Regions from separate parts of the Homo sapiens genome. Here region 1 is linked to region 2. A link is a loop called in an ENCODE intact Hi-C map of the cell type or tissue named here. Cell type or tissue: IMR-90. All regions are shown on one strand.

Evidence for each region. Hi-C counts contacts between places; a loop is a spot of excess contacts. Peaks named below come from ENCODE experiments on the same cell type or tissue, not always from the same donor. Only the 100,000 strongest peaks of a DNase experiment are listed, where the experiment ranks them.
Region 1: it touches region 2 in a loop (2.4-fold over the local background); 3 of 110 quality-filtered maps call a loop at or near these places.

What each region holds. Positions count from the first base shown.
Region 1 is chr14:71,588,241-71,596,240 of GRCh38, reverse strand. SIPA1L1 (signal induced proliferation associated 1 like 1) reads right to left here. Exons shown (of 24, transcript NM_001386936.1): 5 at 6,871-8,000. Among named protein-coding and RNA genes, the nearest start is that of SNORD56B, 190 kb to the right of the region's middle. In IMR-90, no CTCF peak of the experiment used is centred here; DNase peaks (open chromatin) are centred at 4,110 and 8,000; H3K27ac peaks cover 500 bases.
Region 2 is chr14:71,707,832-71,715,831 of GRCh38, reverse strand. It overlaps SIPA1L1 (signal induced proliferation associated 1 like 1), which reads right to left. Exons shown (of 24, transcript NM_001386936.1): 17 at 6,168-6,610. Among named protein-coding and RNA genes, the nearest start is that of RGS6, 220 kb to the left of the region's middle. In IMR-90, no CTCF peak of the experiment used is centred here; DNase peaks (open chromatin) are centred at 1,381 and 3,911; H3K27ac peaks cover 2,879 bases.

The sequences.
Region 1 (8,000 bases), 120 kb after region 2:
CTCATTTTTGACCCTTTGCATTGACTGACACTTTGTCAGACCTGCATCACGGTCTGAGGCTCTCCCTGCCTAATCTTCCTTTGTCTCCTCTTTCCTTTGAAGGACTGAAGCCTTTCTCTGCGAAATTATCTTTCACAGACCTAAGTTACTCTCATCCAAGCCCCTAACCACTTGCAGTCCTGTATAGTCTCAGCATCTGCCTCTCAGATGACCCACATGTTTGTTACATGATTGAATAAAGGACTATCTGGCAAAGACAAAAGGTTAGATTTTGAGCAGGGTAGACTATAAAGGGACTAAGAAACCTAGAATTTGGGTAAGAAGCATGAGGCCCTGAAGTTACATAAAGAATTGGGAATGGGACAGAAGGAACAGAAGTTACCTGCAATTTGAAGGTAGACTAGAGATCGTAGGTTGAACACAATGAAGATAAAGGAGGCATCAAAGAAGCTTTAATTTACAGAAGGAGAGCAATGATGAGGAGGGGAAAAAATGGTGAACTCCAAATCTCTCTGCACATGGGTTACAGATGCCAATGAGGTAGCCATCTGGGTAGAGGCAGATTAACAGCTGGTGAGAAATGCAGCCGGAACTAAGGAGAAAGCCTGGGGACAAAGGCGTTTTATTTGGATATAAATGTAGGCTAATCATCTTTTTCCAAAAAGAATTGAGGTCATTAATGATACAGGATATATATAAATCATGCTAATGAAACAGAATAGGAAAATAAAAGATGAAAGTGGAAGCAGATGTGTTAATAATCAAAGCTGTATAGTTGAGCATCAAATTTGGTTCTGGGAGTTGAAGTAAAACTAGACATACAGTGAAACAAAACACACACACAAAATACCTATCATCAGAAAGGCAGGCATTTGGTAGCTACCGGTTTCAACTTCTGGCATCAAATTCTAAAATAAATTTTTCACGTGAACTTTCTAAAGGGGCTGATGAATGACACAATGAAAATGTCTTCATCACCAGCTTTACTGCAAAACAAACTCTGTTTTTATATGACTGGCTCTTAAAAAGATGACCTTTAATAAAGTCAAGTGTTGAACTAGTGTGGTCTTTGATGGCCTATCTTGATTTTAAAATAAAACACATGTAGGAGCAGTTGAAGCCCACGCCCTTTTAAGCAGCTTCCAAAAACCTCTGGCTTGAGAGGCTCAGGCACTGTGAAAGCCTTCCAGATCAGGGTGCAGCTGAGCCACGCTTGCAGCTGAGCCACGCTGGGACTTTGAGATCACAGTGAAGAAAAGAGAGGACCTCTGCTTTCCAAAGAGCAAACACACAAAACCACAATACCTACTACTAGCTTTCTTGCTTCTGGAAGCCCTGAGCAGATAAAAGGACAGCAGCAAAACACACTCCTAGCTTAGCTTCTCAGGAAGGCATTTAGTGCCTCAAATCTCCCTGTGAGGGAATACATAGAGAGCTACCTTCGAATGAATTACATAGATTATATATAAATAGAGTGTTTAAAAATGAAACTACATTGAAAAATACTTCAATAAAAACATGAAAGGCAAGGGCATTAAAACAATTATTATATATGTATAAAAACTTTCACCATTCAATTCATTTTGGCAGAAAATAACTGCTAAATTCAACAGCGTAGAACACAACATGGTTCAGCAGAACAGACTCATTGACCTTGGAGTTTACCATTTATCTGAAATCTAAAACTGTCCACATCAAAAAACTAGAAGTAGAATAATTATATTTAAAGAACACTGAATTGTAAGGCATTCTATGGTACTTTTCTCAAGCCTAATATTTACATAGCAGAAGGATTTTTTAAAAAGCAAAAAAAACTGAATAAACAAAATAAGCACACAATTTTAGAAATATATTTAGCTAATCATATTCCCTGATGTTCTATATGCACTAAAAAATAATCCACTAAAATTTATAACAGCTATTTAATGATGCTTATTTGACAGACTGGAACTTGAAAAACAGCTCTTGATAGCAAAATTGAGAGTATATGAGAGTGCTAAAGCTGTAACTTTAGTACAAATCAAGATAAGTGTGGTATTCTAAAGAAACTATGTTAAAGATGGCTGATTACAAGAGGGTGAGAGGTAAAGACAGAAAACAGCAACTGAAATGTGCTTTGTCTCCTCAATCACTGTTCAACCTGATTTGTATGTGTTTTGGAATGGAGGAGGAGGAGAAGGAAGGTGAACAGTAAGAACAATCAAATCTGGTGGCTTACAGTTATCCAAAGAATATTTAGGTGCATAAGCATTAGTCGTCCCTCTTTTAAGGAATGGGAAAATACTCTTAGATGCGCTTCAGACCAGATACTGTGTTTCTCCTGGGCAGTGTGCAGTAGAGGGAGGCCCTTCCCTATCACAGCATCTTCAGTAACTTGACTTTGAGAGTAACACTCCACCTACCATGAAGACAAGCCTATCAACACTGTTGATCAGTGGAGCAACAAATGCCACTGCCAAGAGCCCATGGGCTCCTCTGTCTTCATTAATGCATTCCTCTCTATAGGATTCAAGGAGAACACACTTCATAGACAATTATACACTCGGTGCAAAATTGAAGAAGTCCTGTGGGGCCACAGAAACCAAGATGAGTAATGGCTTGGAAAGGGTCTCCTCCTCAACAAGCTATGCAGGATATAGGCAACATTATAATTATTCTATAACTTAGTATTTTCCACTTATAAATTTCCTTAGTACTCTGATCATGGTGACTATCTAAATGAAAACAAAAGGCCAGGTACGGTGGCTCACGCTTGTAATACCGCACTTTGGGAGGCCAAGGCAGGCAGATCACTTAAGGCCAGGAGTTTGAGACCAGCCTTGCCAACGTGGTGAAACCCCATCTCTACTAAAAATACAAAAATTAGCTTGGCACAGTGCTGCACACCTGTAATCCCAGCTACCTGGGAGGCTGAGGCACGAGAATCGCTTGAATCCAGGAGGCAAAGATTGCAGTGAGCGGAGATCGTGCCACTGAACTCCAGCGTAGGTGAGAGAGTGAGACTCTGTCTCAATAAATAAATAAATAAATAAATAAATAAATAAATAAATAACACAAAACACATACATACTCAAAGGAAGATAAGTAATTCAGGTTAATCTGAATGCAGCCCTACTGCCTAGTCTGTGCCTCCATAAGGAGGATGTGGCTATCACTTGGACTTCTATCACCAGTACAGATCCACCTTAATGTCCAATGGGCATTAAGTGAGGAACTCAATAAAGTACAAAGAAGTAACATGATGCATGTTAGCTATATTATTACTGTCATTTAATCCTGGTTCTCAATATAAACATACACTCACTAGCAAAATGGCAAAGAGAAGTGGGCATGAGAAAGGACTGGAAAGAAAAGCATCAATGGCATGTTGCTTATTTTACTAAATACAAACAATGGGATTCCTCTACTGATCCAGTATTTTTCCAGCAATGGACCTGGCTTCTATGTTGGACTAAAATAGCCTCTGAAGTCTAAATTTGTAAAATAATGTTTATAAAAACAACATAATAATAAAGTGATTATAGCTTCATCAGCCAAATATGATTTTTACATATAATATCAGCTGTATAGCATACTTTAGTAAAGTACTCCCCCTCCACCCCCTCCCCACCTGAGACTTAGCCACAGTGAAGTCAGGAATGCATTAGGCAGCCAAATGGAAACTACCCGGTGATAAGCGGCTGAGTGACAGCCAGGTCAGCTCTGCCACACCTTGGTGCTAGAGGATAAATTACATCTGACACTGATGTACTCCTTCAACAAGAAGACTTGCTTTAAGGTTCTGATTAGGAAAAATGAGTTAGTCTGCTAATTTCAGTGAATCAAAGTTGTCTATTATAAGACAGAGTTGTTTGTTTAGATATGTTTTATACTATATAAAAGTATAAACAACAATTTTTAAAATGTACAGTTTATACTTTACAGAGCTTAATTTCTGCTCCAAATTTTGTTATCCAGAGCCACTATTTGTGGTATATTATCATACTGTAACAAATTGCCTGTCTGACTTGAAAGTTGTGTGGCCCAAGAAAAGCTCTTACAGTAACCACTCTGTGTAACTGACTTCCACTGAACAACTTCCTGGATTAACCACTGCTCATAATTTCCCTGCAAACCATGCTGACAAATACCCAATGGCACTAGCAGTCTAGTGGGTGATCCCTAGGTGCCATACATACTTTCTGTTCCTGCCAGCTGGACCTCATGCTGACAAAGAGTGAGCTGTTTATACCAATTGACTTGCTATTTTAATTATGAAATTTAATCATGAAAGCTGATGAAATATGAGTACAAAAGATAAACGTTGTTCCTATTAAAAACTAAGGCTTTATACAAACTTAATAAAGGCAAGTCATTAAAAAGAAAGCTGTTGGATTAAATGTGGGCAGGACAGCTATGAAAAAATGAGAAAAAATTTATGAAATCTAAGATTTTGTACTCAGATTATGTTGTTAGTCTCTATGTTTTTATTCTTATGGTTTAGCCTATTAACACAATTAAGAATTTAAAAGAGTAGAATCATTGTCAAAGAAAAGCCCTTGGTCTCACAAGAGTTTGGCAAACATATTCTTATATGTGTTAATGATAATAAAACAGTTTGAATGTATACTTTTTAACAATTCCCTGCTTGAGTTGATATTTTCAATTCACTAGTTCCAATTATGCTGGGTAAAAGGGTATTTTCCATGCTTCAAGTTAGTAACTACTGGATTAGTGGGTATTAGATTTATGAGGTTATTATGAACAAACAGGATTAATCTGGAATCTAGGCATTCACATTTTTATTCCAGACTTTTGAAAGATAAAATACTTTAAGATTCTCCATCTCTTTAACCTAGCAGAGATCAGAGAACAGTGATTAAGAACATGACTCTGTTCAGACAGCCTGGCTCCAACATTTACTAGCTCCATGAGAGTCTTATCACTTAAGCTCCAGTTTTCTCAACTGGAAAATAAGGTTAACAATAGTACCTACCTTCCTGGGCATCAAGAGATTGAAATGAGAAAATGTGGCATAGCAAATGCCTAGTACAGTGCCTGGTACACAGTAAGTACCCAAAATGTTCATTATTATAATAATATTATTATACTGCCTAATAGGAAAAAAGTACCCATTATTACATAAATTAGATTATAACTAATATGTTTCAGTGTCAGTTTTGGGTGGAGGCCATTTTGCCTCCACCTATCGACAGCTCAGACACACCTGCAGAAAATTTGCACAGGTACAGTAAAGCAGGGGTTCTCAGCTAGGGGTTAGTTTACCTCTTAAGAGACATTTGGCAATGCCTGAAGACATTTTAGGCTGTCACAACTAGAGGGAGGAGGAAAACCTACTGGCATTAATAGTGTGGAAGCCAGGGATGCTGCTAAGCATCCTACATCCTACAATACACAGGACAGCCCCCTACTCCACGCTACCCCAACAAAGAATCATCGCACCCCCAAATGCCAAGTTGGCAAGAATGAGAAACCTTGTACCTTAAAGGACAGTGTAACAGAGATGTAATTTCTAAAATATAAACTTCAGAAAATTATTCTGAGAAGATAAATGTTTAAAAATGACATCAGGGTATGCAATACATATTGATTCCAAGACCCACGCTATAGATATGTAGGAATGAGACATGGATGTTTAGTCACGAGACAAGATTGTTTCCGTCAACAAGCCTTCTGGAATGGGACCTATCATGTAGTAATATTAAGATATGCTTTATTCTAAAGCAATTGTTATAAAGCTATGAGTACTATATTTGAAACTAAACTTCACTCATAATTTTAAATACCATTCAATAATTTTAAATAATTTTAAATACCATTCAAAACCCCAAAACAGTGGAAATCAAAACACTGTGAGAATAGCTTGCAGACAGGGAGCCTCTCGCCACAGGCCTCTTCACTTGGCTACAGAGATGACCAATCTAGCTAATGGAACACAGAGGTATGTCCTTCGTGGGTAAGCATCCTGTTTCCTCGTTTGTCTACCTGGATGACTTAAACTCATTCCTTAATTAACGCTGCTCAAAAAGCTTGTAAGGGTTCACTTATACTACTTACTTTTCGGTAAATCACAATGGTCTTTCTTAAAAGTATGAGATAAAACTGTGTATAATCTCAAATATATATGTGTGTATATATGTGTGTATATATGTGTGTGTGTGTACATATATATATATATATATATATATATATATATTTTTTTTTTTTTTTTTTTTTTTTACTCTCCCACTCAAAGAAAAGATTAGAAAGGAAGTGGCCCTTATGTCAAAGGTACTTCTCTCTTCAGTGCCTTTTCTACTCAAAGACCGAGATTTGATTCTTGGCACTGAGACTTATTGGCTCTGTGACTTTTGTCAAATAATGTAATTTGTTTTCACAATACTTCCTGTAAATGGACAGGAATATATTATAATTACCACCTACTGATGACAACATTGAAGCAGCAAAGAAATGATTCCTGTACTTACTGTGGAAGTGATAAAAAATGAAAGTAGCATTAAAACTGTTTTGCAATCCTTAAACAACAGCTATATTTCAAATATTTTCAACTTGGTATATTTATCCCTAAAGGTGACACAGCAAATCTACTGTACAACAAAGACTATAATTTCAATCGCTAAGTCAAAGGGGCTTTTTATTTGTAAAAGTACTATTTAACATACAAGACATTTATATATCTGAAAGGAGAAAGTAACTCAAAAAATGCAAAAAGAAATAAATTGAGCAAATGGTTATTTAGCTATTTTACCATCAAGAAAGATAAGACATGCAAATCTTATGTCACATTGTTAATAAATATCTTAATATACAGTACTTTTCTTCAGAAAGTACTGCAAAAGAAAATGTAAGAAATAAAGGATCTCTACTTACCCTTCTGGTAGAAAAATTTTCTATAATAGTATGCACCCAGATCTACGTGTTCCACGATGTATCTTTTCACTCTATCTAGGTGCAACACCAAGTTCTCCTTGGGCACTTCAAGTACTGCCACTCCTGCATTTGTGCAATGGGAACTAAGGGTAGACTCAAAGGAGGCACTTTCACATCCACTAAAGGAGCCAGAATTTGATTTTGAAAGGCTGATTTTCCTCTCCCCTTCTCCACCTATCTCATTCCGAAAATATGGACAGCTCATTACAAGCTCATTGCTTTTATCATCTCCCTGGTCCATGCTGAGGCTTCCTTTGGAATTCAGGTCCTCTGTGCTGCCCATTGGGGAGCTAAAACTGGCTGAATGAGACAGAGGTCCAGAGACCAAGGATGCCACGGCAGCTGCGGAAGCTCCAGTGGTGGTGTTTCTCCTCTTAATAACATTGTGCCTGTTCATAATTGCCTCATTCAAATCAAATAATATACTCTGGACATCATAGTGGGCAAAGCACTTTGGACATGTCCAGGGCCTGACAGAGTCTTCTGATCGGTTATCTTCAAGATCTGATGACTTCCCAAGTTCTTCACCTTTGGCATTGCGCAATTTACGAAAAATAGATGAGTCTCCAGTTTCAGATTTTGAACGTCGCTTGAGTGGTTTTTCCCTTTCCTTAAAAAGCCTGAGGTTCTCTCTCTGTGAGATAGGCCCGTCTATTACATCCAAAGAGAAACCAGAACCCTTGCCACCACCAGTAATGAGAAAGTCACTGAGCTTGGTTGGAGTTGGACCTCGATCAGATTTGTCATCTTTGTAGCCCTTTAACAAATCAAAAAAGCTTTCTCCAGATGTTCCCTGTTTATCAATTGAAGATGTGCTACCATATTCCCTGTGCAGTGATGGTCCAGTCTTGTATGTAGGTGAGATACATTCATCAAAGCTATCCACATCAAGTTCACTTATGGTGATATCACTGTTGCTTCGCTGGCGTATTCTGCGAAGAGCTTTTCTGGGGGAGCTGGGGTAGGCTTCAGGCATGAGAAATCTGGAGTCCATGTTCTCCGACGGTCTTGTCTTGTTTTTCAGCGTGTTCTGTATGCTTTTCAGCATGGCTGAGTCATTGGAATTGAGG
Region 2 (8,000 bases):
AACAAAGCCAGATGCTTGAGAAGAGAAAATATGATTATAGGATGAAACACACAAAGTGTAGTTATAAGAGCTGTGGGAGATACCTGCTTGTTAAAAGAAAAGTCACTAGAAAATTGTTAAGGCAGGTGATGAAGAGCTTACAAAAGGAAATGACAAAAAACCTTTGGTCTTAAAATGACATTTACAGTTTGCAATACATTTGATAATCTTTTTTATTTTCAACAGACATGTAAAAACAGCCATTTAGTAGGTGGAACAGGATTTTGGTTTGGTGGTACTAGGCTATGCTAATGTGTATGACATGGCACATTACCAGCTGCAGGCTTTATCCATTAGCCACTGAGTTTCTGACCTGCTGTCTATTGTGTAGAATCTGAACAAGCTGACTGCTGAAATGCAGTTTGCTGGCCAGTGAACTGAAAGATGCAATAGTAAGCCATCTTCATTTGTCACCATGTGCTTGTATCTGTTTAATTTGTGCACCTTAAAATCCTATGGTGTATTCCATGGCCAATATGCCATCTCCTAGATTACAGATGAGGGACAAGCCAGGTGAAATGGTACAACTGGCCACAGGCCACATAGCTGACCAATGGTAGAACTGAGACTTGAACCAGGGTCTCAGGCTCCAAATCTATTTTCCTTATGTTCCTCTCCCAACTTGCCTGGGGGTAGAGAGCTATACCAAATTTTCCTTCTTTCTTTTTTTGCAAATGACCACGTTATAGTCAATAATCTATATCCAATAACTAGGTTAAGGCAAGCAGGGCCAACACATGTTCTCAGAATCTTAGATGTCAAAAATCTTCATGTTTAGAAAACACTCAGCTCATAAAAAGACATTTATTCTCTCTTAATTGTGTATTTGAGCTGTAGCTAGAGGAATGGAATTAAATATTGAAAAGGGAGAGGACTTATTATATACTGAAATTATTTAGAAAAGTTGTGTGGGCCAGGCTCAGTGGCTCATGCCGGTAATTCCTGCACTATGGGAGGCCAAGGTGAGAGGACTGCCTGAGCACAGGAGTATGAGACCAGCCTGGGCAACATGATGAGACCCTGTCTCTATAAAAATATTAAAAATTAGCTTAGCATAGTGGTGCATGCCTATAGTCCCAGATACTCAGGAGGCTAAGGTGGGAGGATCACTTGAGCCCAGAAGGTTGAGGCTATAGTGAGCTGCAGGGCCACCACTGAACTCTAGCCTGAGTGACAGAATGAGGGACCCTGTCTTTAAAAAAAAAAAGAGAGAAAAGCTGTGAAATCTCTTGAGATTATTTCCCTCCCCACTGCCCCAATAAAACAATTGTATGAATTCTCATCCTGGTAGAATGCTTTACATATGACGAAGAATGGGCTCTCTGCCCTTTCTGAATTCCTTTTGGCCTTATGATTTAATGACACTTGAAGAATTTGGGCTTGCTACATCAACTGAATGAATGGATTAGTTGCTTCATAGAACAAAGCAAAAAAATGTTTTGTTGGTGAGATCTGCATCAAGCATCTGTGGCTTGACAGAGGGCTCATTTTCTCAAGGTTCACTTGAAATTTCTTCCTCAGTGGTTCTATTTTTCAGTCTTTGAGGTTACTAAAAGTAACTGGTTCTGGATAAAATAACCACCCCCAAAAGCTGGAAGAGGTGTGGCAAGATCGCTTAGGCCAAATCACCTGGAGTTCTGCCATGTAACAGCAACATAGAACATAATCGTGAATGTTTATTGTATGCGGTGATGCAAAGCAAAAATTGCCAATTAAAATGATCCATACCCACAACCTAGGCTAAGGCAAATAGAGTCAACCACATCTCTTAAGAGAAGTTCTGGTTTTGTTATTTTAGAGGGTGAATTTTCATATTCTGAGTTAGTCCATAATATTTAGAAAAATAACATTCTCATCTTAAGGAAAAAATATAAAAGAGAGGCAATTAATTGTTAGTAACTAAAAAAAAAAACATTTCCAGGCAGAAAAGATTTAGAGAAGGAAATGTTACAGGTAAAGACAACGGAGTAACTTCTAAACAAAGATGGAAGGCATATTTCTCACATCCATAGGATGCCAATGAGGGTGCAGGGAACAGGGCATACACAGAGGCACACAGACAGCCCAGTGTGCCAGAGTAGCCTGAGGCAGTCCTAATGTTCAATGTAAACCACACATAAGAAGCCTTTCTTTTCCTCAGCTCTCAAGAAACATACAGCTTTTGTGGCATGAACCATCAACCAGAAAAAGCACATTCATGAAATTGAGCTGTGTTGACAACTGTGGGCAGGCATTTTTCTTGGTCTTTAACCAGTTCTTCCAGTGATAATGTCAGACACTGACCAACATATATCTAGATCCTGACTGATATTTGTATATTAGCTGTTCTAAAGTTTTTCCTTGTCATACTTCGTAGAGTTTACAAACTTTTATGTAGACATGACAGTTTACTAAGACTTCATGCTACACAAAGACTCTATGTATGCTCTCATACCTACACCTATAAGCACTGCAGCTCTGTGCAAATACTGATGCATCTGTACAATAACCTTCAAAATAGTTAGTGGTTTTCTAAGAGCCAGGAGTTGAGGATTTATGTAACTTTTGAACTGGTTTGAGTCATCAGGCAAAAAACATAAAGAAAAGTCATTCTTTCATTTTTTTGAGACAGTGTCTCACTATGTTGCCCAGATTGACCTCTAACTCCTGGGTACAAATGATCCTCCTGCCTCAGCCTCCTGAGCAGCTGGGACTATAGGCCCATGTCACCGTGCCCAGCTAGTTATTCCTATTTGCTCATTGGCATGTATTGAGTATCAATCTATTATGCTCATGTTGGCACGGCCTATGCAAATATACTTAGGATGAACATATTGGGTGAAAAATCCTCTTGTACTGACTAGATGGCAGTAAAAAGGTATATGTGATCGCATAAGTGGGTAGTAATTGGCTACAGGTGTCTGAGGGGGCCTTAGGGAAGCAAGAGGAAGGAGACCTGGAGAATAGCTGGCTAACAACCGTGGACACCAAAACAAGTCAGGTCAGTCAGTTACAGAAGAGATATCTATGTGCAAGCATGAGGTAGGGTTTTTAGCTTTCTCATGTGTGTTCTCAAATTAAGCTCCAACACCAGAAACAGCATTGGTCAGCAGGTCTAGAGGATTTTGGACTAACTGAGGAGGTCCTTGATTGCCACACAAACTGGCACTGCCTACTGCCAAGGCCAGAACGCTAAGAAGAAAATGAATGCTGCTTAAATTTAAGAATGTCCTTAAATTACTACTATCTTCACCTCTCCTAGGCTTACCACTAATCTTTTTTTTTTCAGTGGTTCATTTTAAGATCTGAAAGTGAAACAGCCATTACCAAAAAATAAAATAAAATAAATTTTCTCCCTAAATTTCCAAGCTTCATAAAGATACACATATATTCTAGGGAGCAATAATTTAGAGCAATTAATAGACGTTTTTAGTTATAGAAAGTTACCAGTATGTGTGGCTTCTTTTAATGACATTCAAATATAGCAACTCTATGTAATTACCAACCTGTATTAATGTAGCTCTCATGAGGAGCTACAAAAGATCTGCATGATCATCAAGAGGGAGACTAGAGGACAGAGAAGGTAGGAATGGAGCCCAGCCAGAAAGATGCAGTGAAACTTAATCACTGTAATTTAGACTTTGTCACTGAGTCCCAGGTACAAGCTCTTTTAAGCACTGTCAAGATATCTCTACATTAATTGCTGTTCCTGTCTTCTGAGGACACAAACACTCTAATTTGCTGTGATTTTAGTTTTTCTATAGCAATGTGCATTTGGTGGCTAAGTCCCCTTTCCTCCAGAAAAGGCAGGCTGCTAAAGCTCTGATTATCCAACTCACTCTGCCAAGATCAACATACCAAAGTCTCAAAACATCCCTACTTACCAGAGTCTAGAAATGAATGTGACTCAAATGAGTGGGTGAGAAGCTCTGCCACCCTCCCTGAATGGCCACATTCTTCTCTTCTCTAGTAAGTTTGACTTTCAATAGGAGAGTTATTTCTAAAGGATGATTTCAATGATTCTGCATTCTTCCAGTTAGAAGCAGAAAATTTAGATAATCCTTTGAGGCCTTCAGGCAGCTCCAGTCAGCACATTCAGATAATGCAAACCCAGATGCTTTTTTCAGGGAGCTTTGTTGATCCCCTGGGATTTGTTAGATAATGGCACAGCCGCACATTCTGTGCTTTGGTTTCAGGGGCCCAGCTCTTTCCAATCTCACTCCATGGTGATGCCATTTGAGACAAGATCTCTATAACCAACTTTCTTCTGCCATCACATTGGACCAGAGAAATATTTTCAGATGGAAGACATTCTTAAAAAAAGGCATCCTCCTTTCAAAATGACAAATTGAAAACCAAAGAAATAGGAGTCAAACTAAACTTAAAAACCAGAGAGAAACTATTCAGATATGCAAAATGTTCTAAGTCAATGCACAGTCTACTGAGATGGGGATGTGCCAAGAACAGCCAGCGAGTGTCATCATTCTGTCTTGTGTGATTCTGTCTATATGGTTATGGCATCTGATGCCCACTTCCTGTTCTACTTTGGCAAACACATCTCTTATACCATTTGAATCAAACAATCTACTTTCTGAATTGTGGAACGGAATACATAGTACTCAAGAATACTGAGACTACTTTCCCAATTTCCTTTTGCTTGGAAGCCATGGAGTTTCCAGACCTATCACCATCATTTTGAGATCTGCAATGTGGTAGTGGTAAACAGAAACAAAACTAGTGAAAGGCTTCATTCCATGGGGCCTGACATTTTAAATGAAGGGAAGCTCAATGATAAGTAGCGATAGAGACTCCATGAGAAAACAAAATACTTAGCTGGTCAAGTGAAAGCAATCCAAATTAAGTAGAGGATGTCCTCTCTCCTTAAGGTTATCTGGGGTTTACTGACAGATTATGTGCCTAGATTTCCATTTGAAAAATAAAAACTAAATTAAGCCTCTCTATTACTTTTCTTTTTCTTTCTTTCTTTCTTTTTTTTTTTTTTTTTTGAGACAGAATCTCACTCTGTTGCCCAGGCTGGAGTGCAGTTGTGTGATCTTGGCTCACCGCAACCTCTGCCTCCTGGGTTCAAGCGATTCTCCTGCCTCAGCCTCCCAAGTAGCTGGGATTACAGGTGCCTGCCACCATGCCCAGCTAATTTCTGTACTTTTAGTAGAGACGGGGTTTCACCATGTTGGCCAAGCTGGTCTCAAACTCCTGACCTCAAGTGATCTGCCCACCTCGGCCTCCCAAAGTGCTGGGATTACAGGCGTGAGCCACCACGCCCAGCCTCTACTATTTTTCTTGCGGTCATAATCATAGCAGACCCAGAAGACAGCAAGGTTAGATGGTCTCACACATTGATCAATGACTGACAACAATCGAAGATAAAAGGAGAAACCACACAGAGATCAACAGGCCTAAAAAGACAGTGATGGAATGCTTCTTCCCTATGTGGATCTTGTCACATTGGGGATTTTAGGCTCCAATCAAGAGGAAACGACAAATAGTATTTATTTTATCTAGAGGTGTGATCTCCAAGGATACAGGGGAATGTGTACTTTCCTATTCTGAAAGGTATGTCTAATTTTAGCTACACGTTTCTATTGGACATCCCCCACTCTCAACCCATTGCTGCCAGGAGCCAATTACTGAAAAAAAGTTACAATGTAAATATCAGGTAAGTGAGGTTCTCGGCTTGAGAGGCACGTAAAGGACGTGCTTGGCATCGCAAACGATGCTCTGTTACTCAGAAAAGACCTCTGTCTTTTAACAATATGGTCAATATTTTAAAAACATAGTCTTCAAAAGCTTGTCCCAGTATACATTCCCTATTACTCACCGAAAGCCAACATTACAAAATTACAAATTTCCTCTCAAATTGTAGTAGCCAGGAACATTATTTTAAAAATCAAATCCAACTTTAAAAAGAATAAATCTGCAAAATTTTCTCACAGTTTAAAATAATGCACTAAAATTGCAGGATTAAAGTATTTTGAAGGCAAATAAAGGGCATTAAACATATAAAAATAATTGTCACTGCAGAAAAACCTCCTTTCCTTATACACTATTGAGCAAAGTAAAGTGGGCTGAGGCCAGGGAACTGGGCTTAGGTCTGGGCTGGGAATCAGACAGCGGGGAAGGGTGGTTACCTTGTGTGGGAAGCAGCATCGTTTATACTGAAGGTGCTGTTCTCCCTTGTCAGAGGGGTCGAGCCGGCTTGGCTCTTGCTGTGTATGTCTAAGCTCAGGGAAGACTCTGTTTTCCGGTCCAGGCCGTGGCTCTCTGTCTCCAAAGTCCGATCTGCCATGGAGATTACTTCACTGGAGCTGTGCCATAGGGGTGCCACTTTCTCCTTGCCTGGCCCTGAGCGAGGTGACGATGTGGCAGCCCCCAGCGAGGCTGTGCTGCCGTGGCTGGGGCCATAAGAGGTGGTGTCAATGCCACTGTCAGCAGAGGTGCCTTGCAGATAGTTATAGCTGTTGAGTTCGGATTCTGTGCGGTCCCCATCGTACCACTTCTCATCACTATGGGCACTTGACGCATTGCTGGAGAGAGTATTGCTACTGGAGTGGCTCGAGTAGTGGCTATCAGACTGCAAGAGAAGCAGAATTTATTTGAGTGCAAAGTTTTGCTTCCTGAACAAGAGAATAACAGAAATGACACTGTGATTAATTTCTAGTTATAGGGCTCTGAAGGCCTAAAAGTTCCAATAATGACTAGTCACAGTAAGACAGGGAACCTATGTCACTATGGTCCATTCAGAAGTATCCATGGTAAAGGGTACTAGAAACGTGTTTTTTTTTTTTAATCTATTTTTCATTATTTGATTTATGCTAAAGTATCAATACTATTGAGATTATTTTAGTCAGGAAGAAATTTAAATTGTCATTGAAGTTTTAGTATCTTAAAAGAGAAAGGAAATGACATTTCCAAAGGGATTATAATTAGAAAGCATGTTAATTCTAAAAGCCCTATTTGTTCAGAGTAAATAGAAGGCTGAATATAAGACTTATGTCTAGAGAGACCTCCTTCCCCAATTAGCCTCTGTTTAGGAGACAGCCTTCTAAGACATGCTTTGAGGTGAAATTTATACAGAGGTACCAAGGCAATTCAATGGGGAAAAAATTAGGTTTATCATGAAATGATGGTGAGACAACTGAATATTCACATGCAAAAAAGAATAAAGTTGGAACTGGGGCAGTGGCTCACACCTATAGTCCCAGCACTTTGGGAGGCCAAGGCAGGTGGATTGCTTCAGCTCAGGAGTTCAAGCCCAGTCTGGGTAACACAGCAAAACCCCATTTCTACAAAAAATACAAAAATTAGCCAGGCATGGTGGTGCCTGCCTATAGTCCCAGTTATATAGGAGGCTGAGGTGGGAGGATCGCTTGAGCCCAGGAGGTTGAGGCTACAGTGAGCCGAGATTGTGCCACTGCACGGCATTCCAGCCTTGGTGACAGAGTGATACCCTGTCTCAAAAAAAAAAAAAAAGAAAGAAAGAATAAAGTTGGATCCTTACCATATAGAAAAATAAACTCACAAATGATCAAAGATCTAAATGTAAAAGCTAAAACTATAAAGCTCTTACAAGAAAACATATGTGTAAGTCTTCAGGACCTCCAGTTATAAAATGGTTTCTTAGCTATGACAACAAAAGCATATGAAACAAAAGAAAAAAATAAACTGGACTTCATAAAAATTTAAAACTTTTGTGCTTCAAATAACCCAATTAAACAATGGGCAAATGATTTGAATAGACATTTCTCCAAAAAAAAAAAAAAAAACAAAAAAAAAAAAACACCAAAAAACAAATGTCCAACAAGCACATCAAAAGATATTCAATACCATTAGTTATTAGGGAAATACGAATCAAAACCACGAGATGCCACTTTGGCTATAATAAAAAAAAGCCAGATGATAATGAATGTTGGCAATGTTGGGTATATAAAATGGGGTGGTAACTATGGGAAAACAGCTGCAAT